Linked DNA regions of Homo sapiens: all the other regions are linked to region 6. The links are chromatin loops, found by intact Hi-C in ENCODE. Cell type or tissue: dorsolateral prefrontal cortex. All regions are shown on one strand. Each heading gives the region's core, and the rest is flanking DNA. Links, peaks and the distances in the headings are about the cores only. Region 1 has its middle 100 kb from the start of DIP2C. Region 2 overlaps LARP4B (La ribonucleoprotein 4B). Region 3 overlaps DIP2C (disco interacting protein 2 homolog C). Region 4 overlaps DIP2C (disco interacting protein 2 homolog C). Region 5 overlaps DIP2C (disco interacting protein 2 homolog C). Region 6 overlaps DIP2C (disco interacting protein 2 homolog C).

Evidence for each region. Peaks named below come from ENCODE experiments on the same cell type or tissue, not always from the same donor. Only the 100,000 strongest peaks of a DNase experiment are listed, where the experiment ranks them.
Region 1: it touches region 6 in a loop (3-fold over the local background); 83 of 110 quality-filtered maps call a loop at or near these places.
Region 2: a loop joins it to region 6, with 2.3 times the contacts of the local background. A loop is called at or near these places in 32 of 110 quality-filtered maps.
Region 3: it touches region 6 in a loop (4-fold over the local background); 7 of 110 quality-filtered maps call a loop at or near these places.
Region 4: it touches region 6 in a loop (2.8-fold over the local background); 2 of 110 quality-filtered maps call a loop at or near these places.
Region 5: a loop joins it to region 6, with 4 times the contacts of the local background. A loop is called at or near these places in 16 of 110 quality-filtered maps.

The regions. Positions count from the first base shown.
Region 1 is chr10:787,303-792,322 of GRCh38, reverse strand. No RefSeq gene overlaps it. Among named protein-coding and RNA genes, the nearest start is that of DIP2C, 100 kb to the right of the region's middle. RefSeq lists a cis regulatory region at 3,349-3,362 and enhancers at 3,284-3,428, 3,724-4,645. In dorsolateral prefrontal cortex, for the core only: a CTCF peak has its summit at 2,703; DNase peaks (open chromatin) are centred at 2,712 and 3,922; H3K4me3 peaks cover 1,016 bases; H3K27ac peaks cover 990 bases.
Region 2 is chr10:807,719-812,738 of GRCh38, reverse strand. It overlaps LARP4B (La ribonucleoprotein 4B), which reads left to right. Exons shown (of 18, transcript NM_015155.3): 18 at 1-3,242. Among named protein-coding and RNA genes, the nearest start is that of DIP2C, 120 kb to the right of the region's middle. RefSeq lists enhancers at 2,444-2,944, 2,945-3,445 and a silencer at 3,182-3,387. In dorsolateral prefrontal cortex, for the core only: a CTCF peak has its summit at 2,269 (motif pointing right); a DNase peak (open chromatin) is centred at 2,108.
Region 3 is chr10:450,278-455,297 of GRCh38, reverse strand. The region is part of intron 3 of DIP2C (disco interacting protein 2 homolog C); the gene reads left to right. Among named protein-coding and RNA genes, the nearest start is that of DIP2C-AS2, 180 kb to the left of the region's middle. In dorsolateral prefrontal cortex, for the core only: a CTCF peak has its summit at 2,343; a DNase peak (open chromatin) is centred at 2,377; H3K4me3 peaks cover 483 bases; H3K27ac peaks cover 3,066 bases.
Region 4 is chr10:392,305-397,324 of GRCh38, reverse strand. All of the region lies in intron 10 of DIP2C (disco interacting protein 2 homolog C), which reads left to right. Among named protein-coding and RNA genes, the nearest start is that of DIP2C-AS2, 230 kb to the left of the region's middle. In dorsolateral prefrontal cortex, for the core only: a CTCF peak has its summit at 2,550; a DNase peak (open chromatin) is centred at 2,504; H3K4me3 peaks cover 455 bases; H3K27ac peaks cover 3,004 bases.
Region 5 is chr10:612,991-618,010 of GRCh38, reverse strand. All of the region lies in intron 1 of DIP2C (disco interacting protein 2 homolog C), which reads left to right. Among named protein-coding and RNA genes, the nearest start is that of DIP2C-AS2, 13 kb to the left of the region's middle. In dorsolateral prefrontal cortex, for the core only: no CTCF peak of the experiment used is centred there; DNase peaks (open chromatin) are centred at 2,990 and 3,650; H3K4me3 peaks cover 1,462 bases; H3K27ac peaks cover 3,916 bases.
Region 6 is chr10:508,463-513,482 of GRCh38, reverse strand. The region is part of intron 1 of DIP2C (disco interacting protein 2 homolog C); the gene reads left to right. Among named protein-coding and RNA genes, the nearest start is that of DIP2C-AS2, 120 kb to the left of the region's middle. In dorsolateral prefrontal cortex, for the core only: CTCF peaks have their summits at 2,068 and 2,284 (motif pointing left); DNase peaks (open chromatin) are centred at 2,282, 2,862, 3,607 and 4,022; H3K4me3 peaks cover 956 bases; H3K27ac peaks cover 2,653 bases.

The sequences.
Region 1 (5,020 bases), core at 548-4,547, 280 kb before region 6:
ACACAGACCCTGTGTGAGCAGACGTCGTGGTGGGAGAGGAAGGGGCCCCACACAGCTGCCCCGCACCCACAACCCTGATGGACAAGCTGTGCCCACCTTTTTGGGAGGACCGACGCCCTGCAGTCTGATCAATACCCGCAGCTCTTGGCCGTTGGCTGTGTCACAGCTGCCTGGAGGCCTGGCCCCTAGATTTCTGATGAAGAACTGACTTTGAGAACTACTGCTCTACAAAGATGACAATCCAGTTTTATTGTTGACATATCACTAGTGAGTCGGCGTGATCTGTTTGGCAACTAGGTGCCTGCACACAGGCACACATACATGCACACCCAGGTAGATGCGCACACATCTGTGCTCACTCAGATGCACACACAGGCACACGTACGTGCACACCCAGGTAGATGCACACACAGGCACATGTACGTGCACACCCAGGTAGATGCACACACAGGCACACATAAGTGCATACACAGGCACAGACATGCACACACAGGCACACACATGTGCACACACAGATGTGAACACATACATGCACACACGCACAAATACATGTACACACACTGGCAGACACAGGAATGCATGCACGCACTCATACATGTACACATACACATGCATGCACACACTCATAGATGTACATAGAGACACAGGTACACATACACGCACACAGGTGCACACATGCACACACATGCACACTCACTGGGCTGGACTGGGGGGCAGGTGTGGGCTTCAGTGCATCTGCATCTGGATCCTCCATAGCTGTTCCTGGCTCCAGGCTTGCCTGTGGCTCAGTGACTCAGAACCACCTGGGAAAACTGTAAAGCTGGGGTGCTCGGCTCCCTGGGGGTCTGGCCTAGCTGGTCCGGTGGCAGGGTTGGAGTGCACTGGGAGCTCTGCGGCAGACCCTGCACAACTCTGTGACTCGCTGGCAACAGGCTCGCCTTGTCTCGACTCCTTGCCTCGACTCCTGCCTGTCCTTCCTTCCTCTGTGAAAGGCACGTCACAGTCCAGTCCTCCTCAAAGTGTGGCCCAATCCGCATCCCCTGGGTGCTGTCAGAGCTGCAGACACCAGGCCCGGCCCTGTGCTCAGGCAAGTCCCTGAGACAGGGATGCGTGGCTGAGACGCCGACAGACACATCTCTTGGAGGCTTTGAGAAGGAGCCGATGGCTGTCCCTAGCAGAGAACGACCCTTCAACCCAGGCAGGAAGCCCATCTGAGACTCCATGTGCTGGACCCCAGTGCCTGTGCTATGGCGTCTCATCACAGACACTAGTGCGCAGGCTGGTGATACAGATGCCGCGGCCAGCCTGGAAGGAGCCGCCTTGGGGACGAAGATACTTCTGAGGACCCCTGGAGGCCTCTTTCTTCCTGGCCCCTGGCTGGCCTCACCCTTAGATGACGGTGCTGGAGGAGGGGAAGTGCAGTGCAGCGGACACAGATGGTGGTCCAGGTAAGAAGCGTCACCCCGACAGTGCCTGGGGGCCCAGCTCAGGGATGCCTGCTGCAGACCACCTTTCCTAGAAGCTCCACCTGAAAGGTTTTTTTTGAGACAGGCTCTGTTGCCCAGGCTGGAGTGCAGTGGCATGATCTTGGCTTACTGCAGCCTCGAACTCCTGGGCTCAAGTGATCCTCCCACCTCAGCCTCCTAAGCAGCTGGGACCACAGGTGCACACCACCATGCCTGGCTAATTATTTTTGTAGTACAGGGTCTTGCCGTCGAACTCCTAGCCTCCCGAAGCACTGGGATTACAGGTGTGAGCTGCCATGCCCAGCCCTGAATGGTTTTTAAGGCGTGCACACACAGTCTTAGAGCTGGATTTTTCCAAAGCCGGCTATTTCAGCCCTGCTCCACGGGCTCGTCAGGTCCCTTTGACTAGGGGTCTGTGGCTGCCAGAAACAGGTTTGGAGGCCGGGACGTGACCTCCTGCTGAGGGCTGACCAGCTTGCTGGGGAGAGACCCGGCAGGGAGACTCACTGGCCCTACAGCTTGCTGGGGAGAGACCCGGCAGGGAGACTCACTGGCCCTACAGCTTTCCCTGCAGCTGGGCCTGGCGCAAAGCAGCTCAGACTTCAGCCTCGCAGGCCACACCCCTCCCCATCGGTGACTGCTGCCCTGAGTGAGGCCGGCACACGGCCCCCTCCTGCGTTGTCTCCAGGTCTCTGTCCACTGATCTCTATCCTGGCAGCCTCTGCCCTGCCTCGCCAGTGCCTGCTGGAGGTCAGGGGGCGGCTGTGGGCCTGGGCACGTGAGGGGCAGTGACTGTGCCCGCTTGGATGTGTGCATGGAGTGGGCAGTGCAGGAGCCCAGCGAACAAGGAGCATGGGGCTGGCATTTGGCCTGGGAGGCCTGGCGCATCTTCCTCTTCCTGCCCTCAGCGCCTCTGCTCCGCTTTCTAGCCATGTCGCACTCGGGGATAAAACCGAGGACATTTGGGGAAATTCTTGGCATCACGTATTGGAAAGGCAAAGGGGTCCCAGGCTCCATCTTCGGGTGCTGTGGCCTGAACTGTGGAGCTCAGACCTCCCCACGCCCCGGTTGCCTCGTGCAGACAATTGGGCCAGGAGGGGGTTCTGCATGCGGCAGATCCAGCCACTGCCAGGGCACCCAGAACCACGCGCGCAGGTTCAGTGTCAGTGCCAGAGAAGCCCGGCCCAGCCGTCCCTGTCCGTGTGGTTGTGGCTTCAGCAGACCTGCCAGTGGCCAGTGCTGCCTCACGAGGGCGTCTGTGGCCAGGCTCACCAGAGACTGGAAAGTTCCCGGAGGACAGGGGGACGGACACCACGCCAGCTGGAGCGATCTTCTGGTGACGAGGCGGCTCCACCATCCAGTGGCAGCTCCTTGATGTTCTTACTGTCATCGTCCCCAAAAATCCCAACAGAATTCCACGTCAGGAAACAAAAAGGAAAGACACACCCGTGGCGAAGGCCCCAGCCCCACCCCCTGCCCAGATAGACAGCCATCGGCGTGCGACAGAGACCCAGGAGAGGCTCCCTTGCCCCCTGCGTCCACACTGGGTGAGCCTGCAGCGCTGGGCAGGGCACCATGGACACCTGGCGAGGAAACGCAGCGGCAACATCTGCCTGCGCAGCCTGTGGCGGGGGCTGGTGTCGAAGGGCGCATGGGCCTTGCAAAGGGGCCCCAGCCAGCGCCCCCTGGCCCCGGAGCAGAGCTCTGCAAGGTAGGACTTCCCCGCGGCCTCCCAGGGCCATGTTTGGTTTTGCTGCCATTCTGGGAAGGCTGTGTGCCTCGCAGTTGTGCTCTGGGCCGAGTTTGTCTTCCTGACCCGTCACAGCAGCCTCAGCACTTTAATCCCGTCCAACGTGGCAACATCAAGGCACGTCCGTCAGGGGGACCTTTGAGCCCAGCGGGGCCAAGCGGCCTCCCAGCTGGAGCGCACAGAGGACAGCCAAGCCGACGTCCCCCTGCCCCAGAGTGGCCTCTGGAGCCAGCGCTGTCTCGGCAAAACATCACCCACCAAGTTATGTTCATGTTGGTTTTTAATTACATTTGTTTTATTTGCGGCTATTCGGCTTTATGGCGGAATACAAGTCAGCAAGAGCTTGTGCCCAGTTTTATTAAGCTGTTTGTACAGCATAAGTAGCCATTAAATCAAAACCCTGGGCAGTGGCAAGACTTTCGTTTCTGTTAAAGAGGGTCTGTGTGTGATTTCAGTCTGAGAAACACTGGGCCCCCGTGCTCCACGGTGACCACCTGCCACACGTGGGTGGTTTGGCAAGAGAAGCCATGTGGTGTTTCCTCCGAGTCCACACCAGGATGATGGTGCGTTAGCGATATGTGGTCAGAGGACACATCACCGTCAGAATTAACCCCGCCCGTCTCACGTTGCTTTTTAATGTGACTCCCAGGAAGCCTAGGATCCCCTGCGCAGCGCGTTCTGTGTATGGAGCAGCAGCACGAGCTGAGGCTCTGCTCCCGGTCCTTCCCTAGACCCCCTGCAGCTGCTGCCACCCTGGGTGCTGACCCTCCAGCCAGGGGTCTCGGCTTGGGCCCTGCAGGAGCGTGTGGCCCGGTCCCATCACCAGCGGGTCTCTGTGTCCAGCTGCACCAGCTCCTTCGGCTGGGGCCCTCCAAGGATGGCTGGGGCTGTGGGCGGCTCCAGGCCGGCTTCTGCCGTGCACCTGGTTTCTAACCCACCCGGAGCCATCCTACTTCCTAAGCTCTGTCCAGCGCCCAGTGGCTGGCCCAGCCTGGGATGAGGAACGTAACGGGGATGTGAGGTCAGTGTGGGGAGAGTGAGGGGCCTCCCAGGGCGGCTCCCACATCCTGCCTGTCCTGGCAGCCTCCCAGCCAGAACTCCTGCGGGGTGAGTCTGAACTTCCATATGGACCTCCGCCTGCTCCCGCCTCTTTGCCATTCAACCCCCGGAATCTGTGAAAAACAAAATAAAACTAAAACCCAACTCTCACCAGGCACGGTGGCTCACGCCTGTAATCCCAGCACTTTGGGAGACCAAGGCAGGTGAATCACTTGAAGTCAGGAGTTTGAGACCAGCCTGGCCAACATGGTGAAACCCTGTCTTTACCAAAAATATAAAAAATTAGCCAGGCGTGGTAGGGCACGCCTATAATCCCAGCTAATTGGGAGGCTGAGGCAGGAGAATCGCTTGAACCCGGGAGGCGGAGCTTGCAGTGAGCCGAGATCGCGCCACTGCACTCCAGCCTGGGCGACAGAGCGAGACTCTGTCTCAAAAAAAAAAAAAAAAAAAAAAAAAAGCACTAGTAGAAGCTGCCACCAGAGAGAGGCTCACATCCAGTTTTCACAGGACGCAAGAACTTTGCAGCAATGGCTGTGATTTCGCCCGTGGCTGGAGGATGTCTCGAGTCTGGACGCTGCCTCGGTGCGTGCAGCCGGGCTGGTGAGCCTGTTTCCCGCAGTCTGTGCTGCGCCCCAGGGATCTAGCAATGGCCGGCACCGTCCCCGCCTGCAGAGGACCTGGCAGCCAGGCAGAGCGCGTGTCAGCCCCAACACCGCAGACACCAGGGATTTGTTTCTGACAATCT
Region 2 (5,020 bases), core at 608-4,607, 300 kb before region 6:
TAATTAATACAAACCTTATTTTAGGTTGGTGCTTAACTGGAGGTGATGCATAAGTCTGATTTTTTTTTCCAAGATAGAAAAAGCATTTATCCTAACAAATTGGTATTTTTTATTAAGCCTCCATGTGGCTCTGAATGCAAGCTATATATAGTGAGTTTTTCTAAATTAAGGGAACTCTGCTTTTTTTTTTTTTTTTTAAGTAACTGGTCTGTAAGTGCATATCTCTAGAACGTCCCCGCAGATGAATGAGGGCCAGTGGCCTTGGCAGAGGCAGGTGTGGCCTCGTAGAGGCAGTGCTGGCCGCGCCAGGGCATCAGTGCTGATGTGGGAGCTGTGCTTCCACCTAAGCCGTTGGTAGGGGACTGTGGCATTTAAGAATGTAGAGAGCGCATCCTTTTTGATCTCCTGGGCGGAGTGAACCTGCAGGGGCCACCCCAGAAACCTTGGTTCTGATGCACTGCAAGCAAGTAACCAGCTTCTCACTCCAGTTTCAAGTGGCTATTATGTAATATAAATTCAAAGCACATTGTGAATAGAACCTACATGAAAACATACACTTTGTTGCCCACTGACATGTTACCAGAAGTTGTACCATGATGTTGTTTTGACCCCTGTGAGCTGATGGCCCCGGCCCTGCTCTGTGCACATTTCTGTCCGTGTTCCCCAGCACTCTGGTTGGAGAGAGTCCACATCTTCAGCTCCGTGTGGACATCTCCCTGTACCTCTGCATCAGCACATGGATTTAAGAGTTATGTAATCGTGAGAGAATGGTGTTTGTGGTTTTTCCCCCTCTTTGGCTGGTGGAGGATAAAGTTCCTGCTCTTTTACCTCCAAGACGAGGGCCTCATTGATTCACTTCCAGAAGTGCTGCACTTCTGAAGAACAAGGATGCACTAAAGTTAGCAAGTTTATAATAAAGTTAAATATAAATTATTTTGTTTTAAAATGCCTCAAATTTTTCTTTATTCTAAGCAGCAAACATTAAAATAAGAATATTTCCTGCTAAATGTAACCATACACTTTATTCCACAAAATGTTATTTAACAAGACTGAGGGTTTTTTTTAAGAAAAAATTATTTCCATCCAATATTTAAAGACTTGAATTTTATTTAAACTTGAAAATGACTTTGCCTTAACTTTTGTATAAGACAGCTTAGAGTCCATGGAGCCCGGCCCTGGGTTGGCGTGAGTGGGTCAGAGTTACTCAGTTACTGCGTGGATCTCCTGTCGCTAGTTTTACTGAGTAAGCATACTGTAGTACAAGAGCTAGTAGTAGTTTTTGTAATATACCTTAAAGATCTTCAACAGTTGATCTTTTTTCAGAATGTTGGAAAATCCTGTAAATGCAAATAGTCAATACTGTATTAAATACGTGCACTTGGAGTGTGCTTCGCTTGTACAGTTGTAAATAATCAGAACATATGAAAAAGGTACCCTACAGAGAAAATTCTGATACAGATTATTGATATATTATAAATGTTGCTGTTGAGCGGGATGTAGATAAACTAAATGTTGTGGTTTGAATATTATTTTGATTTGTTGAGATTTTCTTTTTTCTCTTACATCGGTGTGTTGAACTGATTCTGCCTCTTTGCTGCAAAAGGGAATTGGAAAGTCTTATTAAAAGCCTCCAGATGTTTTCATACTCTTTTAAAATGTATGTAAATGCATACTAATCATATCTAATGTGAAAGAGTTTTAAAGTATATAGAGAGCAAAAACTGGCAGGATCGTAAGTGAAGGTGACTAGTAATCTAATTTAAATCACCTGCAGCTAAGCATGATTGACCCTGCCAGAGGAAAACATGCCTATTTGACCATTTCCTTTAAAGCAGTTGCCATTATTCAAATACAGAGAAATAGCCACAGGGCTAGTGTTTTTCAAATGCATTTTAAAGAACATGGGGATTTTTTTTTGTAGTTGTCAGTTCACTGACCAAAAAAAAAAAAAAAATCAGAAATAATTGATCTGTGAAACCCAAACTCTCAATACTCAGAAAGCTGGGAGGCAACCTCGAGGCCTGGGCCTACGAGCTGCATCTTCGCTACGGAAGGGCCAGGGCGCCATCAGCCATTCCCAAAACACAAGGCCTGCCCGTCCGCCAGTGAGTCCTTGGTTTTTAATAATGAGAAGTCCTTTCCCCCAAGGTGTGAGCATTGCAGCGCAGTGTGTGTGTGTGGTTAGAGCCAGCTTAGTCCTTCACTTTGTCGACCGAAGTGGGAGCTCAACAGCTGCATGAGGAGGGCAGCGCGTGCATTAGCCAGTCGCCACTGGAGGGCTCTGCTGCCCTCCGGTCAATACACTGTAGTTACTGCCTAGCCAGCAGCAGTCTTCTGCATCAAGAACTGAAACGTTGCTCGGAGGTGATTTTTATAGCATCCTTTTTAATTAAAGGTGAAATACAGATTGCTATATAATGTCTGAAAAAACCTGATACTACTTCAAGAGTTTCTGCTCAGAAGAAAATGAGAGTTATCATAATAGGAAGCTGTGGCGGTCCATGCCAACTGTGCTGTGTCACATACAGCGATGAGAGTGGCTTTCATACTTTTTTTTTTTTTAAGTTAACACCCTCCTTTACCCCCAGCAGTATCTCAGGTTATAGAATCAGAGATGCAGCAGTGACAAATGGCATTTTAACTTGTAAAATCGTGTGATGATGCTTATCATTTTGAAATAGAAGAATAAAAACCTGGTCCCGTTTCACCAGACATGAATTTCAAGTGGAGTCGTCGTTCTCTGAGAGTGAGTGTCTTGACATTTTCACCCAGGCCCTCCTGTCATCACATCACCGGCTGTCACTGGCGGGTGGCCGTAAACGTCCTGCGTTGCTATATTAGGATCTCTGCAGTTCAGGCTTCAAAACCAGTTCAGTGTATCCGGGCGACGGGTAGTGGTGGTGCATGCCTGTCTGTGTGCCCCGCTGGCGAGCTGTAGTTGCGGCTTGCGTGCCTCGCGGCCCACTACAGGGCTGCAGACAATCGAGGCGAGGGCGCTGGCCGCCAGCAGCTCACAGCGCGGGGGTCATGTGGTCGCTCCTCGAGGGTTTCGTTTTTGTTCTGCTTCATTAAGACTGGAATCAAGCTTACATGTAAACTATTGGTAATTTAAGTTTCCTTTTGTGTCATTCAGTGTAAAACTGTCTAATTTGAAAAAAAATGTAGGTTATGAAAATAAAGATTTAGGCACTGTTCAATTTTTCTTTTGATTTTTTTTAAATTAAAATTTCTTCAATAATGCATCTTTTCTAAACATAGTTTTTTGTCTGTTCCCATAAGTGCATGAGAAAGAAACACGGGCCTCATATATGATTGGATCCTAAAGCCTTCTCACCTACGTGGGGGCTGGCTGTGGCACACGGGGCTCACCCTTTGTGTTTTAGTGGTTCAGAGTGAGCATTAACATCAGATGCTCATGCGGAGACAGCCATTACTGTGACTGCCAAGATGTACTGCAAAAATACATGTTCCTGTATCAGGACTTTGATTTTGTTAAAATGGCACTCTCTCCAAAGCTGTGTCCATGAAGCTGTTTGGAGCTAACGTTGGGTCTTCATGGTGATGGACTCATCCTTAGGCAGCAGTGATGTCTGCACTAGGAAGAGGCTGGCGGGAGGCGGGGCCCCTCCTGTGCCAGGCACCGAGTGGATGGGGGACTGATTAACATGTTGCTGCCTTCCTCCTCTGTGCATTGCCTTTTCATGTCGTCTTCCCATTTTTACTCTTTTTCTGATGGAATTAATATTCTTGATCTGTTAAGGCTATTAATCCTTTGTCATATATGTTACAAATATTTTCTTTCAATCTACCATTTGTCTTAACTCTTTATTTAGAATAGTATCTTTTACGGTGTTTAATTATTGTGTAGTAAAATCTATCAATCTTCTCCTTTGTTGAGTGTCTTGGACTTGCTTAAGAAGCCTTTCCCTACTCCAGGGTCATAAAGTTAATAGTGTGTGTGTATGTGTGCGTGTGTGTGTGTGTGTGCGTGCACACGCACACACACACACACACGCTTTTAATCCAGCTGGGCCTAATCGTGTGTGTGGTGTGCGTGCTTAGGCAGGAACCCAGTTTTACTTTATGCCATGTGGAAAGTTTCTTTTTCCAGTATCACCAGTGAGTTCACTGTCTCTCCACTGGTCTGCAGTGCTGCTTCTGTTACTTGCAGACTTCCCACGTGTGCATGGATCTCCACCTGGGGTCTCTAGGGTCTCTATTCTACACTGCCTATTTCCCTTTCTGTCCTAACACCATAGCATTTAACTCACCCGTCATCCTGTGTTGCTGAGAATTTCCTTCATAGAACTCATCAAAGTATGATTAACTGTGCTCCCTGAGGGCAGGAATTATGCCATCTGGATCACCAGCCTCTCCCTTGTCCTTAGCACGCCATCTGCAAATTAGCAGATACTCGGTAAATGTGTATTAACTCGAAGTATATTTTGTGTCTTCTCTGTGCACAGCACTGCCCTGGGAAGAACTAGGATGAGGTATTGACTTGCTGTTGCCACATAACAAACCCTGCCAGAACTCCCTGGATGGAAGTGACCACCGTGTATCTGTGGATTGTCTGCAGGGCTCTGCTGGGGTCAGCAGGTCCCACAAGAGAGCCAGGGCTCGGTCTCCTCATGGCTGTCAGAGGTTTACGTATTCCGCCTCCACCCACCAAAGTCTGAAGTTGTTGTATTCCATTCCTTGCTATATCCACATCTTTTAATAATGCTAAAATCCCGTGTTTCTCTAAAGCATTGGATTGAACCAACTGAAGAAGGACCACGTGTGTTGCTGGGCCTGCTTGGGCACAAGCCGTTTCCGATCCAAGTCAACTGCTGGTCTGCTTAGACGAAGGTGTGTGGGTGTCTCCACCACGGAGAGGAGGGACAGCAGGTGAGACCATAGGCCAGGAAGGAAGGGCACAGCCTAAGCGTGCAGTGGCTTAGCCAGAGACCCTCGTGCACCAGCCTTCAGGTGCTTATGGAACTTATGTCAGCCCAGGCCATATCCAAGTGTGTGATGT
Region 3 (5,020 bases), core at 597-4,596, 58 kb after region 6:
TGTTTTCATCTCATTTACTCCTCATGGGCCACTCCTCAGGCAGGGACTCACTGTTCCTGATTTGCACCCAGGGAAATGGGGGTGCAAATAGGTTAAGCAACTTGCCCAAGGTCACAGAGGAGCTGGGGTTTGAACCGGTGCGGCCTGGCTCCCGAACCTACGTCTTCCTGCTCTGCTGCTGTGAAGCCACGTATCTACCTTGGAGGAACATTCTCTTCTGTTGACTCATGGTTGTCTTTGCCATTGGACAGCAGCCCCAGGCTGTGTGTGTGCTCACTGTGTAATGCTGTGAGCTTGGTGCAAATGGCAGGAGCTCTAGGAAATGGATTGTGATTTATGACTTCAAAAGATGGAAGTGAAGGGTATGGGTTTTTCTAAAGATTTAAAGCTGTGGATATACATAGTAATCTAGAATACTAGTAACAGCAATAATGACTTCAAGCATAAAGGGCGCATTTGTATACTACCTCTTTCTCTGAGGGTTCCAGGGGTGCTCATGTTTTTATCCCCCGAATATCTCATTGCAATAATGACATCGAGCATAGAGGGTGCGTTTGTATACTACCTCTTTCTCTGAGGGGTGCTGATGTTTTTATCCCTGAGTATCTCATTGCAATAATGACATCAAGCATAGATGGTGCATTTGTATACTACCTCTTTCTCTGAGGGGTTCGAAGGGTGCTGATGTTTTTATCCCCGAATATCTCATTGCAATAATGACATCAAGCATAGATGGTGCATTTGTATACTACCTCTTTCTCTGAGGGGTTTGATAGGTGCTGATGCTTTTATCCCTGAATATCTCATTGCAATAATGACATCAAGCATACAGGGTGCATTTGTATACTACCTCTTTCTCTGAGGGGTTTGAGGGGTGCTGACATTTTTATCCCCTTTTTAGTACTTTATCCCTTTTTAGTATTTTTAGTATTTTATCCCTTTTTAGTACTTTAAGAAACGCTGTTAAATGTATTTTAGTTAACCAATTTATCTAACACTATAAATGTAAGTAGTACCAACAAACTCTTCACTAGCAATAGTGATTTATTCAATGCTGCATGAAGCTGATCCTGAATAAGCCCTTCTCTTAATAGATGGGTGCTTCTGGGTTCTTAGAGTGAAAGGCCTAAAGGGAATGAACTGTTAGCAGCCACAGCAGAAAAAACGAGAAAGATCTGCCTCTTTTGGAGTCACCAAATGCACCTCTATCAATTTATTGCCTCTCAGCTCCAAATTCACCCTTTATTGCCTTCTTCAGAAACCATGGATCTGAGTCCTGCAAATTCTGTTGAGTTGTGTTTGTGAAGTGTGACAGAGGCATGTGAGGACAGTGGTTTCACTTCTTAGTCTCAGGGCTGTGCACAGAGGCTCTAGCAGGTCCTGCTGCTGCTGGGGTCTCTGGCCTCTGTGTTGCATGGCAGCCAGCAGCTCACCCCCAGCTCCGACAGCTTTGTAGGAGCTTCTCCAGCAATATCCCTCCCTGCCTGAGATGGCTGCAGGCAGCGTGGTCTCCTTGGAGCCCCTGTGCTGTGTTTGCCCTGACAGCCCTGAGTCCAGCTGTACCTGTTACATTCCCTCATTCCTTTCTCATTCAGTATTTATGCATCTGCTTCTTTTCTCTTTGCTTTGATAACACGTTAATGCTGCTTTAGGATCCCAAACTAGAATCATCTTCCATTTACGTGAAATTTTAAGCCGTCACTTCCTAGCCTCTCCCTAAGTGGAAGTATCCTTGACCACTTTCAGTGCTCTTCCTCAAAGATACTTAAAAATACTAGACAATCACTGCCCTCTGTCCTGACTGCTGAGCCTCCAGATTATTTTCTCCTATCGTTTTAAGCATTTGTATTTCAGGCATTTGCTGGAGTCTTTGACACTGTATGTCCAGCATGACCAGCAAATCTTGTTACTCTCGTGATGTTTGCACACATGTCTGTTGACTCCGCTGCAATCCTGCCTGGTACCTTCACCCGAGAGATTTCTGTTTCTCATTGTTTCCATTCCACGGCCTCTCATCTGGTGTCTCATTCATGTGGCCGGGTAAAACTGTATTCAGGGCATTTGTAATTAAGGCTTTGGAGGACGCTTGATCAGATGCTGTAATGGATTTCTGATGCTGCACAGCTGCTAGATTTCATTTATCAGCTCATTTTATGAAAAGGATATTGTGTTTTCAAGGGAATATTTGTTTTGTAGCAACCTGTTTACCCATGTTATATTTTCCTAAAAGTTCTTCATCTTATGAGCTCTTCTCACAGTGATCTGGGTTTTATGCAGAGCTCTGTAAACGTCTTTGTTCTCAGCTCATACCCTTTCCAGCACTGTGTGTTAATCCAACACTGCCCCCTTCCTCGCACTGGGGCCTCAGACTGGCCAGGCCTCCCGGTGATCCGCTGGCGTTGGCTCTCAAGGGAGATGGGTCCATCCTGCCCCGTGCCCTGTGGTCAAGTCTATCCCTCTTCTCTCGCCTCACCTGTGGGATTTGGGCCACTGGCCAGTGGACATGCGGCCTTTTAAGCTGGATGTCATAAGAGACCTCCTCAGTAGCGGTGTGTGGTGTTTTCTCTGCAGGAGGGCACCAGCAGAGCCACCCGGCTGTGCTGAGGACCCAGGAGGAGCAGCGAGAGGAACCAGGGGGCCATCGTGGCTTGGTTGCTTCGCTTCCCTCTAGGTGTCACGTTGTGAAAGGTCTTTCGACAAAGCGCTGTCCATTTAATCGCTATTGTAGATGTTAGTGGCCGGATGCTCCTTTCTGGCTTGGATATTTTGAGTTGGACTGGGATTATTAAACACAGCAACAACTTAGCACATGGAGGTAGATTCTGACTCACTTTAGTCACTCATAATTACACTGCGTGCTTCAGAAGCTGCTCTTCACCCCTGGGCAGGTTGTCCTTTTTCCACGTGTTTGCCGTGTTTTGATGATGGGGTTAGTGCGCGCTCTAAGGGTCTGCACTGAGAAGACCCCTTAGCGCTATCCCGTTATCATTATTTGCCTTAACATTGTTCCATGTAGAGTCTGACGGAATCTTCAGGGTGCTGTTTATGGATGTTTTGAAGTGTCACTGTGCCACTGATTTCCGGTTAAAGCAGAATGTAGACATCTTTTTGCAATTGTTTTTAGTGACTCCACTGGTTTGTGTTGCTGTCTTCTGCTGTGCAGTCCACAGTCTGACATCTTTGTGGTCCCCATGCTTCCCTCCTGCTCGTGTTACCCGATCCTGTGGGTCAGCTGTGAGGAAACCACTCTCTGTCCTCGTCTGGAGTCGCCCCGAGCTGGGTGTGCTGGTCTCCTTGTGTCGCCCTGAGCTGGGTGTGCTGGTCTCCTTGTGGGCAGAAGTATTCTTCTGTTACTGTTTTCTCAGTTTTTTGACCAAATGTAGCAGACTTGTGTATGGTGCAAACATTTCTTAAAATGTCTTTTGCCTTTATGGAAAAAAACCCGCATTTCTTCAAGATGTACCTTTCCTGTGTCTCCATCCTTCCCCACATGATTGCTTTGTGTTAGAGGGTGGTGTGTGTGCTCTATGGCCTCATTCCATCAAGCACTATATGTAACCTCTGATGGCAAAAGTGGTTACACTCAAGGCAGAAAACTTCGCAAATGTTGAAGAGAATGAACAAAAAACAATACGTTGTCATCTTGTCATCCTGAAATGGCTACTGTTAATATTTTGATGTAGTTCTTTCAATTCTTTTTAAGTAAAATTGCTTCTAACACAAGCACTTTAATTACATTGATTAAATTATAGTCAGGAAATAAGGAGAAAGTAAAAAGAATATCCAGTTTGGGGCAAAAAGAAAGACCACATAGAAAGAGGCTGTAAAACTCCCTACAACTTGAAGAAAAGCTGGGTTGCGGTGGTTGTGGTTTTGTTTTTACTGCGAGAGACCACATGATTATTCTGGGCACTGAAGGGCGATAGGATAATACCCTGTGAGTGTTTTGGTGGCCGAGTAAATCCCAGTCCCACGTCCTCTTTCCAAGTAGACAAAGTGTTGAGGTTTGAGGTGGTGGTTTGGTAACTTTTTGAAAATCTGTTTGTAGGACTGCACTGCAGAGATTAGGTTAACCTGACTTAGAATCGAATGATCTGTTCAGGCTGTGGGAGCTTTCTATACCAGGTGTACGTACGCCTGTTCCGGATGTGGTGTAGAAGGAACAGGGCTGGGAGGGTTTGTTGCTTCACCAGTCACCGCCCACAGGCAGGGGCTGGGGAGCACAGCCCGGTGCTGCAGAGATGGGCTTTGAGACTCCCTCCCTGGCCCTGAGGAACTCACAGGCTGAATTTAGACGATGCCGTTATTGAGGCATAGACAGTATATTTTATACCCACACATATGGACATATACATACATGTACGCACATACAGACCTGTACATGTCTGTGTGTGTGTAAGTGACAGAACCAACCTGGCTTTTGTGCTATTTCCTTCGTCTTTTTAGTTGCCTCAGTTGAAACAAGATGTGTTCCTTGTTGGAGGTGAGTGGTTTCATTGTTCCAGACCAGTCATGGAAATGCCTGCAATTATCAGTGTTTCTGTTTTCTCTTGGGAAGCTCTTCTGGGAAGGAAGTGTACTTTCCAAGGCTGTTGGTTGGCCTGTCGTCACCCTGGGGGTCTTGGTGTGGGTCACAGACCCAGGTGCTGTGGCTGCTCATGCGTGGAGCTCTGTCTCTCTTGCTGCTGCTAGTAGACAGCTGATCACCAACAAAGTGTGTGTCCCAGTGGCCTTTCAGAAGAATTCTCTGCATCATTTTTATACAGTCTTTTTTATTTTCAATGTCAACATTGTGTGTTGCAGCCAAGTGATATGTTCTGCAGAAGCAGGAAGTGTGGCCCAAGAGAGAAATAAGGGAATTGATCCATAACTGATACCAGCTTTTATACAGTTGAGCCATTGTAATTGATACGTAAACATCTTAAATCTGTAGAAGTGAGTCAAGGTGCCAGATCCTGACAAGTGCCAAATGTCTACGTGGGACCTCTCTTGTGTCGGGTCCACATCACAAGAAGAAAAG
Region 4 (5,020 bases), core at 669-4,668, 120 kb after region 6:
CTCCTGACCTCAGGTGATCTGCCCACCTCGGCCTCCCACAGGGCTGGAATGACAGGTGTGAGCCACTGCGCCTGGCCCCTTTAGCACATCTTTAATGTGTGCACAGTGTGGGTGACTCTTCCAGCTCTAAAAGGCAACAATCACAGGTAGCCCAGGCAAAGAAACTTCAGCTGTCTTTGTGGCTACTCCAGCATTAAAGTTTGTTGACTCAATATTTAAGAAAACCATCTGCCACGTGGGTATCTCTTCAGAGTCTGTGCCAGTTACATGGTTGCATTTCAAACTTCCCCTTGGATGGGAAGGGAGAGAACACGGGGTTCCTTTTGGAAACAGGAAAGATGATTGCTATTTTCATTTCCTATGTACAAAGCCAGGAGGTTCATGCTTGGCCTCCTGAGTATGCTCGTGTCTGGCAGAGGCAGGGGAGTCTGTGGTAGCTGCTATGGGAGAATGCCAGTTTCCCCCCCACCGGATTTGCAGCCAGTTTCCCCCCCCCCCACCGGATTTGCAGCCAGCACTCCACGTGTGCATCAGACAGCTCAGACTTCCCGTGAGGTGCTTTCTCATCCCCTGGGTCCCATGGTCTTCACAACAGGTGAGAAAAGTGGAAGGACTGGAGGACTCCAGTCATGCTTACATGACAGCCTCAGTACTATAGTTAACCCCAGTCCTGGGATCTAGTGAGGAGTTTACAAGGCTTCTCTTCAGCTGATGTTCATGTCCATGGTTAGGGGCTCTCTGGACATGCTCTGAGGTCTCTAAGCGACAGTGAAATGATGATTTGCAGGAACTTGTAGGCATGAGCATATGGTGATGGTTCAATAACCAGACACAAAACATTTATCATTGTTATTCGTAACAATTATTCTTTTCTTCACTTTAATAATTTGTATTTATCCATGTTAAAGTGTATAGCCTGGTGTCCTCCAGTCCAGGCTGGTTTGTAGAGGAAAATGATTTGGATAAAGGGGGGAGGTGGTTTTCCTGAGCATGTTGGAGTGCTGCTCTCAGGTTGGCAGAAATGCCATCCTATTATCTCAAATCCTAGGCATAGCTCCAAATACCAAGGTGGCATTTATTTCAGCCATGAAACGTTTCACTGTAACACATTTAAGATGCTTTGAAATAATGAATTAAGTACCTTTGAATGGTAGTAGAGACATAAACCGTACGTTTTGAACAAATCAGAAATCTTTCCAAGGCCACGTGGCTGGGAAGCTGTGGCAGTGATGATGGAGGAAGAGGACAGTTTTCCTCTCCCACAGGAGGACCCAACAGTCCCCCTCAGCTGAGAGCCCCTTGTACCCGAGTAGAGGCTGCACGTTCACTGTGCACAGGGCAGGGTCCACATGGGGATGAGGGGCATCTCGGGGGGACTCTCTGTGGTCCGAGGGCAGGGAGCATAGCAGGAGAACAGTGTGGGGACATTTCAGGAGGCCAGGACTTCTCACGCTGGGAGGTCCCTGGGGACTTACGTGTCAGTGACTGTAACCTGTGCATGTGATGAGGACACGGGGACAGGAAAGATCCCCTGCCTGTCCCTCACCTCCAGGACATAGGGAGGGGCCCTCTGTGGCTATGGTTTTATCACCAAGCACCAAAACCCCTCTCAGAAGAAAGGGCTGACATTCCTGTCTTGCCCTCTCTGTGCCAATATAACCCTGAGGTGACTTTGCCTACAGATGCCTCAGGCTTTGCAGAAAGCTGTGGAGAACGCACAGACCTTAACAAGGCATTTAGAAACCTTTACTGTGCCAACCAGTGGTCATGGGATAGAATGCTAGGGAAGCCACAAGTGATTTCACAGGTGAAGTACAGAGACCCTCCCCTGAGGCCGAGCCTCTCAGGTCTAAAGACACCGTGACTTGATTTTACTTTTTAAATATTATTTTAACTGACAAGTTATAATTATATACATTTATGGGGTAGAGTGTGATGTTCTGATATATGCATACGACGTGGAATGTTTATCAAACTGATTAACATATCTGTCACCTTGCTTACCTCTCATTTTTTATGGTAAGACATTTGGAATATACTCTTGGTTATTTTGAAATGTAGATTACATTTTCATTTATTATAGTTACCCTGCTCTGCAATAGATCTCAAAACCTCTTCCTCCAATCTGAGGCTTTGTCTCTTCTGACCAACATCTCCCCATGTCCTCCCTCCCCCCCATCTCCTCCCTCCCCCAACTCCTCCCTCCCCCCAACTCCTCCCTCCCCCCCAGCCCTCGTGGTCACCATTCTATTCACTGCTAAATGCCACGTGTAAATGAGCTCATGTAGCCTTGGTCTTTCTGTGCCTGGCTTATTTCCGGCAGCCTAATGTCCTGGTTCAGCATACGGCAGGCTTCCCTCCTCACTGACGGCTGAATAGTGCCCACTGTGTGGCACAGTGTCCTTCCTGTTCAGCATACGGTCACCTTCCCTCCTGTCTGAAGGCTGAATAGCGCCCACTGTGTGAGGTAATGTCCTTCGGTTCAGCACAGAGCAGGCTTCCCTCCTCCCTGAAGGCTGAATAGCGCCCACTGTGTGGCCTAGCGTCCTTCCTGTTCAGCATGTGGCAGGCTTCCCTCCTCCCTGAAGGCTGAATAGCGCCCACTGTGTGGCCTAGCGTCCTTCCGGTTCAGCATGTGGCAGGCTTCCCTCCTCCCTGAAGGCTGAATAGCGCCCACTGTGTGGCATAATGTCCTTCCTGTTCAGCATACGGTCACCTTCCCTCCTGTCTGAAGGCTGAATAGCGCCCACTATGTGACGTAATGTCCTTTGGTTCAGCACAGAGCAGGCTTCCCTCCTCCCTGAAGGCTGAATAGCGCCCACTGTGTGGCATAATGTCCTTCCGGTTCAGCACACGGCAGACTTCCCTCCTCGCTGAAGGCTGAATAGCACCCACTGTGTGATGTAATGTCCTCCTGGTTCAGCACACGGCAGGGTTCCCTCCTCGCTGAAGGCTGAATAGCACCCACTGTGTGCCATAATGTCCTTCCAGTTCAGCACAGAGCAGGCTTCCCTCCTCCCTGAAGGCTGAATAGCGCCCACTGTGTGACGTAATGTCCTTCCGGTTCAGCACAGGCCCGGCTTCCCTCCTCGCTGAAGGCTGAATAGCGCCCAGTGTGCCGGCTCTGCCTGCTCTGCATCCATTCGTGGGTCTTTGGGCACTGTGGTTGATTTGTCTTCTTGACCCTTGTGGATAACACTCCAGTGAATGTAGGGATGCCGATAATCTGGATTCCTGATCAATTTCAGTTCCTTTGGCCCAATACCCAGTAGCAAGATTGCTGGATCATATGGTAGTTCTATATTTAGGTTTTTGAGAAATCTCCATACCATTTTCCATAATGGCTGTGCTAATTTGCATTCCCACCAATAGCGTGCAAGGGTTTTCTTTTCTCTGCATCCTCATCAACGGGTATTTTTCCTCTTTTTGATAAACACGTTGTAACCAGTGCAAGAAATGTGAGGTGATGTCTCCTTGTGGGTTGTTTTTTTTTTTTTTCCTTTTCCTTTTTCTTTTTCTTTTTTTTTCTTTTTTTTTTTTTTTTTTGAGACGGAGTCTCGCTCTGTCACCCAGGCTGGAGTGCAGTGACGCAATCTCTGCTCACTGCAACCTCCGCTTCCCGGGTTCAAGCTATTCTCCTGCCTCAGCCTCCTGAGTAGCTGGGATTACAGGCGCGTACCATGGCACCTGGCTAATCTTTATATTTTTAGTAGAGATTGGGGTTTAGCCATGCTGGCCAGGCTGGTCTTGAACTCCTGACCTCCACTGATCTGCCTGCCGTGGCCACCCAAAGTGCTGGGATTACAGGCCTGAGCCATCGCGCCTGGCTTCCCTGTGGTTTTAATTTGCGTTTCCCTGATGATTAGTGATGTGGAGCACCTTTTCATGGACCTGTTGGCCATTTGGGTGCCATCCTTTCAGAAGTGTGCCTTTAGAAAGTAGCAGCTTATTGGTCTTAGAGAACTTTTCTTATTTTTAACTGAAAGAATCTGTTGGCTATGGTGCAAGTCAAAGTGAGGTCAGATGAGCATATTCGTGTAGTTAAGTATGTGAATCCTAATATTGCTTCCATCTGCCAGTCCTACAGCCGCTAGAAGTGTCTTCGAATAAAGACCCTGATGAGAACCTAGTTTTCTGAATGCATCCTGGGAGGATTCTTTTTATTCACTTTCCTGAGATGTAGCACCTGTTTCCCGGAGTTGGCCTCAGATCCAGCCAGACTGAGGCCGACGCCACCTTTCCAAGGACAGAGGACTGAGGCCTGTGAGTCAGGAAAGCCACTAGTCCAGGTGCAGCCGGGTCCCGTCCTTGGGTCACCGGCAGAGGTCGTGAGGCCCACTGAGGACCCGCAGCCCTTTGCTTCAGGTGCTGTGTGCAGGGTCCATCTGTCTGGTCCCTTTCTTTGTTGAGTGTGTGTGCGCGCCTGTGTGTGGGCACGTGTGTGTGAGTGTTGAGTGTCTGTGTATTGTGTGGGGACGTGTGTGTGCGTGGGCGTGTGTGTGTGTGTGCGCTGAGTGTGCGCATCCGCGTGTGTGCATGGGCGCGTGTGAGAGTGTTAAGTGTGTGTGTGTGTATGTGAGTGTGTGCGCGTGTGTACCTGGGCGCGTGTGTACCTGGGCACGTATGTGTGTTGAAGACTCCACTGGGCTGCCTCCCACATGGGTGTGTAGGGTGAGACATGGTTAAGTGCTGTTCTGAGCACACTGGCCAGGGCTGGGCAGAGCTGTGCTGAGGGCTGGCGTCTGACGGGGCCGCGGGGGGCACTCTACACGTGCGGAGGAGCAGCAGGCCCAGCCTCACCTTGGCTGAATAGCAGCCGCATCCTCCCAGGCCTGCTGCTCCTGTGGTTTTCAGTCTCTTCCTTATTTTTTGGGATCTTCTTATGTGTATGATTTTATCATTTGGGGGATTAAATCACGGGCGGACACTACCAGGGCAGGGTTTAGCGAAAGGTTGGCTCCTGGCCTGAGGTCAGCATTCCACCCACAGCCATGAGCGACTGGCCTCAGCCGTTCCTCCG
Region 5 (5,020 bases), core at 773-4,772, 100 kb before region 6:
ATGCTGGTGAGGTGGACGTGACCTCAAGCTCTTGGAGCTCACAAGCAAGCAGGATTCCTAAATTGTCACACCTGCAGTGCAGGGAAGTCAAAGTGGATTTCTGTAAACGAGGTATTAGTGCAATAAGGAACAGATGAGTGCCCTTGGAGGGCAGTTTTTGAGCCTCCCAGACACCTGGGGCTGGGGGGGCGGTTACCCACCAGAGCCTGGATGGTGGAGCTGGGTTTGCTGGTTGCCCTGTGTGGCAGGTCATTACGTGCAACAAGGAGCAGGTGAGCGCCCTTGAGGGTGGTTTCTCAGCCTCCTTCGGAACCGCAAGTGGAAGACGCCCCAAGCAGGGGTGGGGGTGGGGGGGTGGTATCCACAGGAGCCTGGACAGTGGGGCTGGGTTTGCTGGTGGCCGCTACGTGGCAGGTCACTGCGTGGAGCAATGGGAGGTGGGTGGAGTGGGAATAGAGGACACACCCTCCACAGCTACTGTTGGGAGTTGGCCCTGGTGGCAGAGGGTGCATAGAAGGATTCCCATCAAGGGCAACACGGCTAGGGTCCCACGTGTGCTGGATGCCGTGATATGGCCATGTGTGGTCTCAGTCTCCACAGCCACCCTGGGAAGTGGGTTCAGTTACCATTCCCATCTCACATTTGAGAAATCTCAGGGGCTCACATCACAGCTGAGTGGGGTGGAACTAGTGTCTCAGCCAGGACGTTGGCCCTAGAGCCCAGCTCTTACCCCGCTGCTATTTGCAGTCCCCCAAGTTTGTAGAGAGGCATGTGCGGTAGTGGGGGGCGGAGGTCGTGTATTTCAGGGGGCGGCTGAGATACCAACACAGTAGGGGCGGGGGGCAGGAAATAAGTCAGGCGGGAGGCACAGAGGCAGTGCCTGGGAGGTCTGCATGGGGTCTGGGTGTGGGGGCACCTCTGGGCCTGTGAACCCCGTTGTGTGCTCCTGGCTTGCCTAACCTTGGCCCTTAGCCATGTGCTACGCATTTTATGTGAAATCTCAGTCCCTCCCTGGCTTTCTTTCCTTAAATCACGGAGTCTCAGTGGGGATGGGGGGTGGTTGGTGGTCCATGGAATTTGCCCTCCACCTCCCCATCCTTGTCCTGTCTGGCCTGTTATCTGAATCTGTCTTTTCAGAGCCTGCAAATGAGTAGAGGCCACGGCGGCCTCTCGCTGATGGGCGTGGCTCTCAAATATTTTCATCAGAATTGTGTTAAATGCTGATTCCTAGGCACCCCATTAGACTCTCTATGCTTGCCTGGCCTGGGTACTTTGAGGAAGGTACACAGGGTTGCTGGGCTATTCCAGGAGGGAATTTGCATTTGTAGAATGTCCACTGTGGTCCTTCCCGCACTCTGCTCTCCACGCACACGTGGCATTAAACCTGGCAGACCTCTGGGTGCTGTGCTGGTGAGGAAGCCCTGGCTGGGCGAGGGGCTGTTGGGGCTCAGACTTGATTCCTGGTCTGGGGGCTGCCTGCTTATTCTGTTCAGTGGGCCCGCTGATGGGATGCCCTGGGAAGTCCCGCTGTGCAGAGACAGGCTTGGGAAATGCAGACCATGGATTTAAAAATTCCTAAAATAAGAAAATCTTTTATGAACAAAGCAAATTAATTTGCGTCTGACTGAAGACAATCCTTGCTTGAATAATTGGTTTGTTTACAAAATGGGTCCTATGGACAATAAACACAGATTAAAGTTTTCATTCATGCTTGTCTGTAACGTAAATAGGAGCTATTACTGCCACCTAAATTAGCTTTAAATTTTGTATCGGATTGCGGTCCAGATTACAAACGGCTGCTTGATAATCTAATTGATAAAATCGAGGAATTTAGTACTTGGAACCCAGAGTGAAGAGAACAGAATTGCTTTTGTTTCTCAAGTGTGTGTGACTGAGGGATGACCTGGGTGAAGAGAAGTGCCTGGAGTCATTACACTCAAGGAGGAGATCTGCCCCAGCCTTTCTCAGCGTCTTCAGGATAAAACAAAAGGGTGATAAATGTGGAAAAATGCAGCACTGAGTTTGTCTATGGTCTGAGCTTCTCATGTGGTCATTAATGTGAGCGGGCTGTATCTGTGGAGCCTCCCTACAGGCACAAAGGAATCAGGCTAGAGTAAGACGGCCGGCAAACTCTGGCATCTGGGCTGCGTGTCGTTTCCTAAAGCCCTTTTGGGTGAAGTGACACAGGCGCAATGTCTGTTTGGAGGAGTGTAATCTCACGCATGAGACGCAGATTTTAAACACTAAAGTCAAGAAGCTTGGTGGGAGTGGCTGTCTTCCAAGTGGGTTTCTGTGTTGCCATGGATGAGGCATGGATGTGTCATCTGTCGGTGAAATGCGCTGGTGAAGAGGCTAAGCAAACCCTGTGTGTGTGTGTGGGGCGGGTGTGTGTGTGTATATGAACCTACATCTCTTCTGGCATCCGAAGTAAATAGACGTTTTGTAAAACTGGTGAATTTGATGACTCTGACCCTAACCCTGAGAGTTGAAGTCTGGTGCAGTGTCTTGAGCCCTCTTCTGCATTGAGGGTGAGTGACTGTAAATGACTGATTCCTCAGTGGCGAAAGTTCAAATTTAGCGTCCCTGAGGAAGCCAGACCTCATAGTCACCTGTGTCTCCATTGTAAACACCGTGGCCCCTATGCGGGTGGCTGCGAGTTTCCAGGCCCTCCTTGCAGAAGCAGCCATGCAGTGCTTGGTGATTTGATAACATCAGCCACCTTCTGTCTTCTGTCTAATCACGGTACAAATGATTTTCCTACAGGGAAACAGATCTCATTTCTTCCCCGATCGTTGGGAGAAGCAGCCCGCCTAGGGACCGCACCGTCCTCTGCACTTTCACAGTGAAGCCTGTGTCTCTCTCCGAGAAGTGTCACGTGTGTCGTGGGAATCACGGGAATTGCTTCCTTAATTCTCCTTTCTTAATGAGGGCTTGGGACAGCGCTGCCTGTTTCACATGGGACGAGCAGCTGGTGGTTTCTGGCTGGCGTGGGACCAGCGCTTCGGCTGTGTCATCACATCTGGTGGCCTGTCCAGCTGGGTGTCATTGTCTCTTGTCTCTTGGCTGAGGCAACTGTGATGCCATGGGGGTCACGCTTGTGTCAGGGCCAACCCAGTTCTTCCCATGCACACCTCTCCTGCTGGAGTGCTTTTCCTTATGATGACGTGTTGGATCAGTGTGGAGAATGCAGAGAGGCTCTGGGCCTCTCCTTCCCATACCTACTCCCTGGAGCCGCGATACCCGGCAAGGGAGCCCGTAGCCAGAGGCTCCTTTAAATTTCATTAGAATAAAGATTTGATTACACAGCTAAACACACTTGAAAGGAACTTTATGGATCACATTCAAGACTCAGCCCTTCAGGCCCAGTGGCCATGTTTCGGGGCTCAGCAGCTGTAGGTGGCTGTTGTCTTTGTGTCGGCCGAGCAGATTGGGACGTTTCCAGTTCAGCAGGCAGTTCTCTTGCACGGCTGTGCCTGTGGTGAGGGCACCTTGGCTGGAGAGCCTCGTGGGGGGATCCCTTAGGCCTCTGGCTGCAGCCAGGCTGCATGGTTCCTGTGCCCCGGGTCCTCTGCAGGCCGAGACGGATCCCACCACAGAGCCGGCACTGTTAGACTTGGGTACTGTGTGCAGACAAAGAGGTGCATGTCCAGGCCTGGCGGGGGCTGGGGTGACTCTGGCCTCCTTGGCCAGGCTCCCGTCTCCGAGTCTCCAGGGGAAATGCACCCATCATCCACACCATACACTGGAGGAAAACTGCAGGCTTCTCTGTGTGGATGGTGAATTGAGATCACCAAGTGTGACTCGGCTTGGGCTCCTAGCCACCGTGGAACCCAGTGATACCTTTTAGGTGGAACCTGACATGCCTCCATGTGTGCATGGCAAAGAGAATGCAGCGTTGTCAGCTTGAATCCAGATGTGTGCCTGTTTTGAGGTGGAAGGTTCTGGGAGCGTTGGCTGTTGGTGACTGTCCTGCCATGGAGGACGTTGAATGCAGGCACTGGTTTAGGATAATGCCTGGTTTCCTGGTCCTGTATGTGGGTATCCCTGAATATCCTGGGCTGGAGGAAGGCAGGGCAGATGGGAGGGTGACAAGAGGTCAGGTGTTTCCAGCTGTGGGGAGTGATGCCATCAGATGGCCGAGATCAGGAGGGTGGCCGGGGAACCAAAGCAGGGGTGTGTGGAAACGCCATGTTTCCCGGGGCACAGGGAAGACCTGTTGAGATCAGGAGGGTGGCTGGGGGACCAAAGCAGGTGTGCGAAATGCCATGTTTACCAGGGTGTGGAGAGGATCTGTTGAACTCCATTCCTGGGCAACAGTTCTTCCATTCTCAGGAATCTGCCATTGTAATTCAGTAGCAAATTCTGCAATTGCTCTAATTACCTGCTGTTAAGTCCCCATCCCAATTACCATGAATTAGAAACAGTGACAATTATTGAGAGGTAAGGAATCGCATATTTCCAGGGTGGAGACGAATGCAGTTGTTTGCCTGGTCAAGCCTTGCCAAGAAAAACCAGTGGAACCAGTTTTAGGTGCCTTGAGTTCCCTCCAAATCGGATTCCTTAGTGGGCTTGTGTCCACAGCTGCTGCAGTTCCTCCCGGGCCTGGCAGGCACGTTCCAGACATTCACATCTCAGCTCAGATGCAGGCGTGCACATTATTTATAGAAAATCGCACTGCACTGTGATCGGCTCTAGCTGACGTTTTCTAGGTGGGAGGCGGAGGCCGAGGACCTGTAAGGGACTGTCCGAGCGTCCTCTCACTGGCTTGGAGCAGGTGCACATCTGTTCTTCAAAAGTTCTAATGGGATGAAATTAGAAATCTGAATTTTAAAAATTCACATGTTATGAACTCTGGTAATTTCCCCTGAAATGAGTGACTGTTTTTTGCAGACGAGGCAGTCAGCCTGTAGCTCTCCTTAGAACGGTCCTAGACCTTGGGCCATGCTGTCCTGTGACCTCTTCCTGGGTGTGGGATGCTCTGCTTGAAGCAAAACTGCAGGAAAGAACGTGGTCAGCGTTC
Region 6 (5,020 bases), core at 762-4,761:
GGAGGAGAGGCGCGGGCCGCAGTGTGCTGTGGTGGATGAGAGGTGCGGGCTGCAGCATGCAGTGGATGAGAGTAAAGGGGAGACTTCCGTCCTTGAGGGAAACACGCGACAAACAATTTTAAAAACTGATCATCTGGCTTACATGGTCCAACAAATTCAGTTTGCAAAGTTTGACTTCTAAGTTATTGTAGTAACTTTTCCCCTAAGTCATTAATTTAGTAGCTTATGTTTATTTCTTTTGTCTAAAGCGAGTCATAAATTCTAACATGAACGACTAAACATGTAATAATTTAGGCATACAGCACCTGAAGGGAAAACTGCCAGTATGCTAAAATATTGGATACAGATGCTTAAAAAATATAATGTAGCACTCTTAAAATGCATGTGCTTTTAGCATGAAACTTGGTGAGTAGTTTTGAGCTATATTTGTAGGAATGTGTATCTTGAATACTTTAGGGCCCCACTGCAGATGTGTGCGTGAGATGTATAAATACTGAATGTTCTTCTCCCTTCCCTTAAATGAAAAACATTAGCTCCCTTTTTTTTTTTTTTTTTTTTTTCCTGAAGTGGGGTCTCGCTGTTGTCACCCAGGCTGGAGTGGAGTACAGTGGCGCAATCTCGGCTCACTGCAACTTCCACCTCCCAGGCTGAAGTGATTCTCCTCCCTCAGCCTCCCTAGTAGCTGGGATTACAGGCACCCACCATCATGCCTGGCTAATTTTTGTGTTTTTATTAGAGATGGGGTTTTGCCATATTGGCCAGGCTGGTCTCAAACTCCTGACCTCAGGTGATCTGCCCACCCCGACCTTCCAAAGTGCTGGGATTCCAGGCGTGAGCCACTGCCCGGCCAGCTCCTTTCTATAATGATGTATACAGTTGTTTTTGCTTTTTGTTTTTTGAGATGGGGTCTCACTCTGTCGCCCAGGCTGGAGTGCAGCAACGCAAATCTTGGCTGACTGCAGCCTTCACCTCCTGGGTGATCACCTCTCAGGTGATCCTCCCACCTCAGCACCCTGAGTAGCTGGGACTAGATACATATCACCACGCCCAGCTAATTTTTTATTTTTATTTTTATTTTTTATTTTTAGTAGAGACAGGGTTTTGCCATGTTTCCCAGGCTGGTCTTGAGCTCCTGGGCTCAAGCAATCTGCCTGCCTCAGCCTCCCAAACTGCTGGGATTACAGGTGTGAGCACCACATCTGGCCCATTTTTTTCCCTTCCAGGATTAGAAGTCAACTTTAAAAAACGCTTCAACCTTGCAAATTTAATTTTCCATAATAATATGCCTCTAGGATAAAAACAAGACAGAAACAAAGAAGTATAGGTGGACTGCAGTTAAAAATTGTCAACACGACATTGCTTAGGAAGGTTGACATTTACAAAGAGCAGGAGGCCCGTTCATGCCTTTGTAAGAAGGCACTGGGAACGGCCGTCTGTGGGCGACCCTAACGTGTGCGGTGTCCTGAGAGGTGATTGTGGTGCTCACGCTTTTACCGAGGGCCTCCCGGGAGTACCAGAGGCTCTTCTCCCGCAGTCGGCCAGCCAGGCAGCAGCAGCTGGAGAAGGAACAGACAGTAAAGGACAGATATACACGGTGTTATCGTGTCACACAGGTTAAAGCCAGGCTCACTTTGTTCTTACAGTTTTGAAAAACTAATAATGAAGTCCTTAAATATGTATTGCATTTCAGGATTTTTAAGCGGTTGTGGGTGTGTCTGTGTCTCTCTCTAGCTCCTGTTCGGTGCTCCCTGTGAAGAGAGCTCGGAGCCGCCACCCTTCATTGTTGAGGTGACAGGGCCTGGAGAGGTGTGAACCCCGTGGAGGGGTGACTGACTTGTGGGGGGAGGCTGGGTCAGTGTCGGGATCCACCTCCCACCACGTTCCTCTAGGGAAGCCACAGTTCTAAGTCTTTATGGGTAAAATGAACCTGGAAGACGTGTTATTTTTTAAGAAGTAAATGCTATGTTCTTTTTTCCTCATACTTCTCCGTGTTTAAGCAGCATTGAAGGATAAGGCACTAGTAGCACCTTGGTTTGGAAACAATCTTGTTGGTTATTTTACGTTGAATCTGATATTAAGGTTGCCTGGTAACAGAAGTTTTCCTTTAACGACATGGAACTCTGTTGAATCTGTTGCCCCATTGGCTGAGCCGCCTGAAATCAGTGCTGTGGCAGCTGAAGAGGCCGCTTCCCCTTGGAGGAAGCCGCTGGATTGGCAGGACACACCGCCCTTGATTGAGGCGAGTTTGCAGGAACTCCACGCTGGCACCTGCTGCTCTCTCCTGCCCCCTGCTGGCTGGCCAAGCAGCATCGCGACAGTGTGTTCAGCGTGAATGTTCACTGGGGCAGGCCAAGGCTTTTGTTCCAGAAACACCGACTTCAGAAACGGCTGTGTGTATTGAGCATGGCAAGAAAGACTTACGTGTGTCTTAAACCTCTTGAACAAAGCACGTCGATGTTTCAACTGCATCTCGAAGGCTAATAGACTTTGCTGTGGTCAATATTCAGGAGAAAATAGGTTTTAATGAGATAAAGACATGAGTGGCAAGTGACATGTTTGTGCCCCCGTATGACTAAGTGATGTCCTGGCTGTCCCACACCACCAGCTCTGAGCAGCCAGCATGCAGATATTGGGTCAATTTAGATATCCCTGATCTTTACGGAGGTTTGATCAGGCAGCTCAAGAGCAGATAAACACAAATGCTGACTGGAAACCCCGGCACACGGAGGCGCTGGAAACAGCAGGCTGCTGTTAACGTCACAGTGAGATGCAGTCAGCTGCTCTCTCAGGGGTGTCAGCTTCTTTTGCTTCTAGATTTCCGTCTGTGCTGCAATAGAGTTTTGTTCAGCTTATCCCCATTGCTCTGCTGTCTTCGCTGTTAAAATCTCAGCCAGCACTTGGCTCTGACCCTGCAGTAATTTCACTGTGCGGCTGCCCAGGCCTGCCTGGCACGGCTGTAAAGCAGGCGAGAGCTTTCCGGAAGGTGGTCACGAGAACCCCAGGCGGGAAAGAGCGTTGCTGGTCCACATACGGCAGTGCACCTGCAGCTGAGCATGTACGTGCACGTTCAGGCTAAATATAGGTGCAGGAGAGAAGAAAACTGCCTATGATTAGTCACTTAAAATGCCGAATACCCAGCCCCTGAGACCCTAGGACACAGAGCAGGGGTCTTGGAGACGGCAAGGTGTGTTGAAGTCTGGTTTTATCATTTAGTTTCTCCAAGCAGCATTTTCCTCATCTCTAAACTGGGGCTAACAACTGCCCCACATAGATTTGTGAATGGAACCAATGAGTGTAAAGTGGGGTAGCCCCCAGGACCTAGAAGGGACTCAGTCAGTTTCAGTGGTCATGCGTGTTGTACGGGTCCCCCAGGAAGGCGATTGCTACAGATAACTCCCTCCGTTCGATGTCACTGAATGTTAAAGTGGGACCTTGGCTTCTGATGTGTCTGGTTTGCTGCAGGCCGCGCTGCACCCCGTGGTTCCTGAGCCCTGGGCTGAAGTAGCCCTGCTGCATTGCCTGTGCCACTTTTGCTGTGAAAGGAGAACTCCTGCCCTGGGAAGCTTCCTCTTGCTGCTTAGCCTGATGAGCACCACAGGCTGCAGCGAGACCCATCTGAAGCGTGGGTTGGGAGGAGACTGCGGCGGCCCTGTCCTCTCCAAGCTGCTCTCCATGCCGAAGCGTGGGCTGGGAGGAGACTGCGGCGCCCCGTCCTCTCCAAGCTGCTCTCCAGGATGGGAGCGACTTTGTGGGGTTTGTCGGCCCTTCTCTGAGGTGTCCTGTGTCTCATGGATCTGCTTATGAGCCCCCTTAGATGCCTCTCTCTCGTCTGGACGAGCACCCTCCAAAACACTGCCTACCACCCGGATCTCCTGGCGCAGAGTGAGGTCACACCTGCAGCCCTTACCGCACAGAGTCCCTGAGATATTCGGCAAGAATGGGAATGGGCTGTGTGTGAGTTTCCGCTGCGGAAGCCGGCTCTGCTCCGTAGTCTGTCTTTGGGGTGTGGGATGTTCCGACCTGCTGTGTCCATCTGGAGCTGCCTCGGGGTGGGAGGGGGAGCAGCGCGGATGGATCCAGGGAAGGACCTGGTTGAATCCCAGCTGCTCACATACTTGTTGCTGGTCTTGGACAAGCTCCTTAGTGTCTCTGAGCTTCAGTTTGTCTGTAGGAGGAGGATGCTGCAGAAGTCTGAAGATATCGGTGCGTGCGGGAATACCTGGCGCGGTTAGGACGGGTTTTCCTTCAGTCTCCTCTATGCCCCTCCCCGGGTGAATCAGTATCCACGCGTGCCACCAGGGAATTACAGTCAGTCTAAAAAACCAATCGACCCCTAGTTGTATGGTCAAGCATCGTGAGTGTCCTTGCCAGGAAATGCCACTAGATATCTTGGGCCTGCTCGTCTGTCCACAGCAGTCCCTGGAACAGGCCGGTTCAGGACATGGGAGGTGGGAGTCAGTGTTCTAGCGAGGACAGGCTGAAGTTAAAAGGCTCATTTACTCTGTGAAGGGGTGCCCAGGATGAGACATCCAAGAGGTGCCAGGTGGCTGACCCTGGAGGTGGACGGTCGGGTCAGAGTGGCCGCCTTCCAGCACTGCTGTTGGAACAGCCGTGTTTTCGAGTGATGCCTTTTTTGGGTCATGCAGCCCTGATCAGTAGTACACAACTTCCCATCTCCAGCCAGTCTCGTCTCGCCATCTCCTGTATGTGCGGTACAGTTGCCTTTAAGTGGCTTCTTCTGGACGCTGCGGTTAGGGTGGCAGCAAGCAAACATGGGAGGCTTTTTTCTTACGTTGACCAAAATACGTGGGGCCAGCTTTGCATGATCCCATTCAGCATCACACTTGTCCATCAGCCACTCACCCATCCATCCATCCCAGAGAGTCCTGGACCAGACCATTGAGTGGTCTTTGCTGCGAAGAGCTTAGCGGCTCACAGGAAATCCGGAACCAGCACAATGGTAACAGTGCAGCAGGACCTGTCATTTATCAAGGCAGTATGCTGGGCCGGATGCGGTATG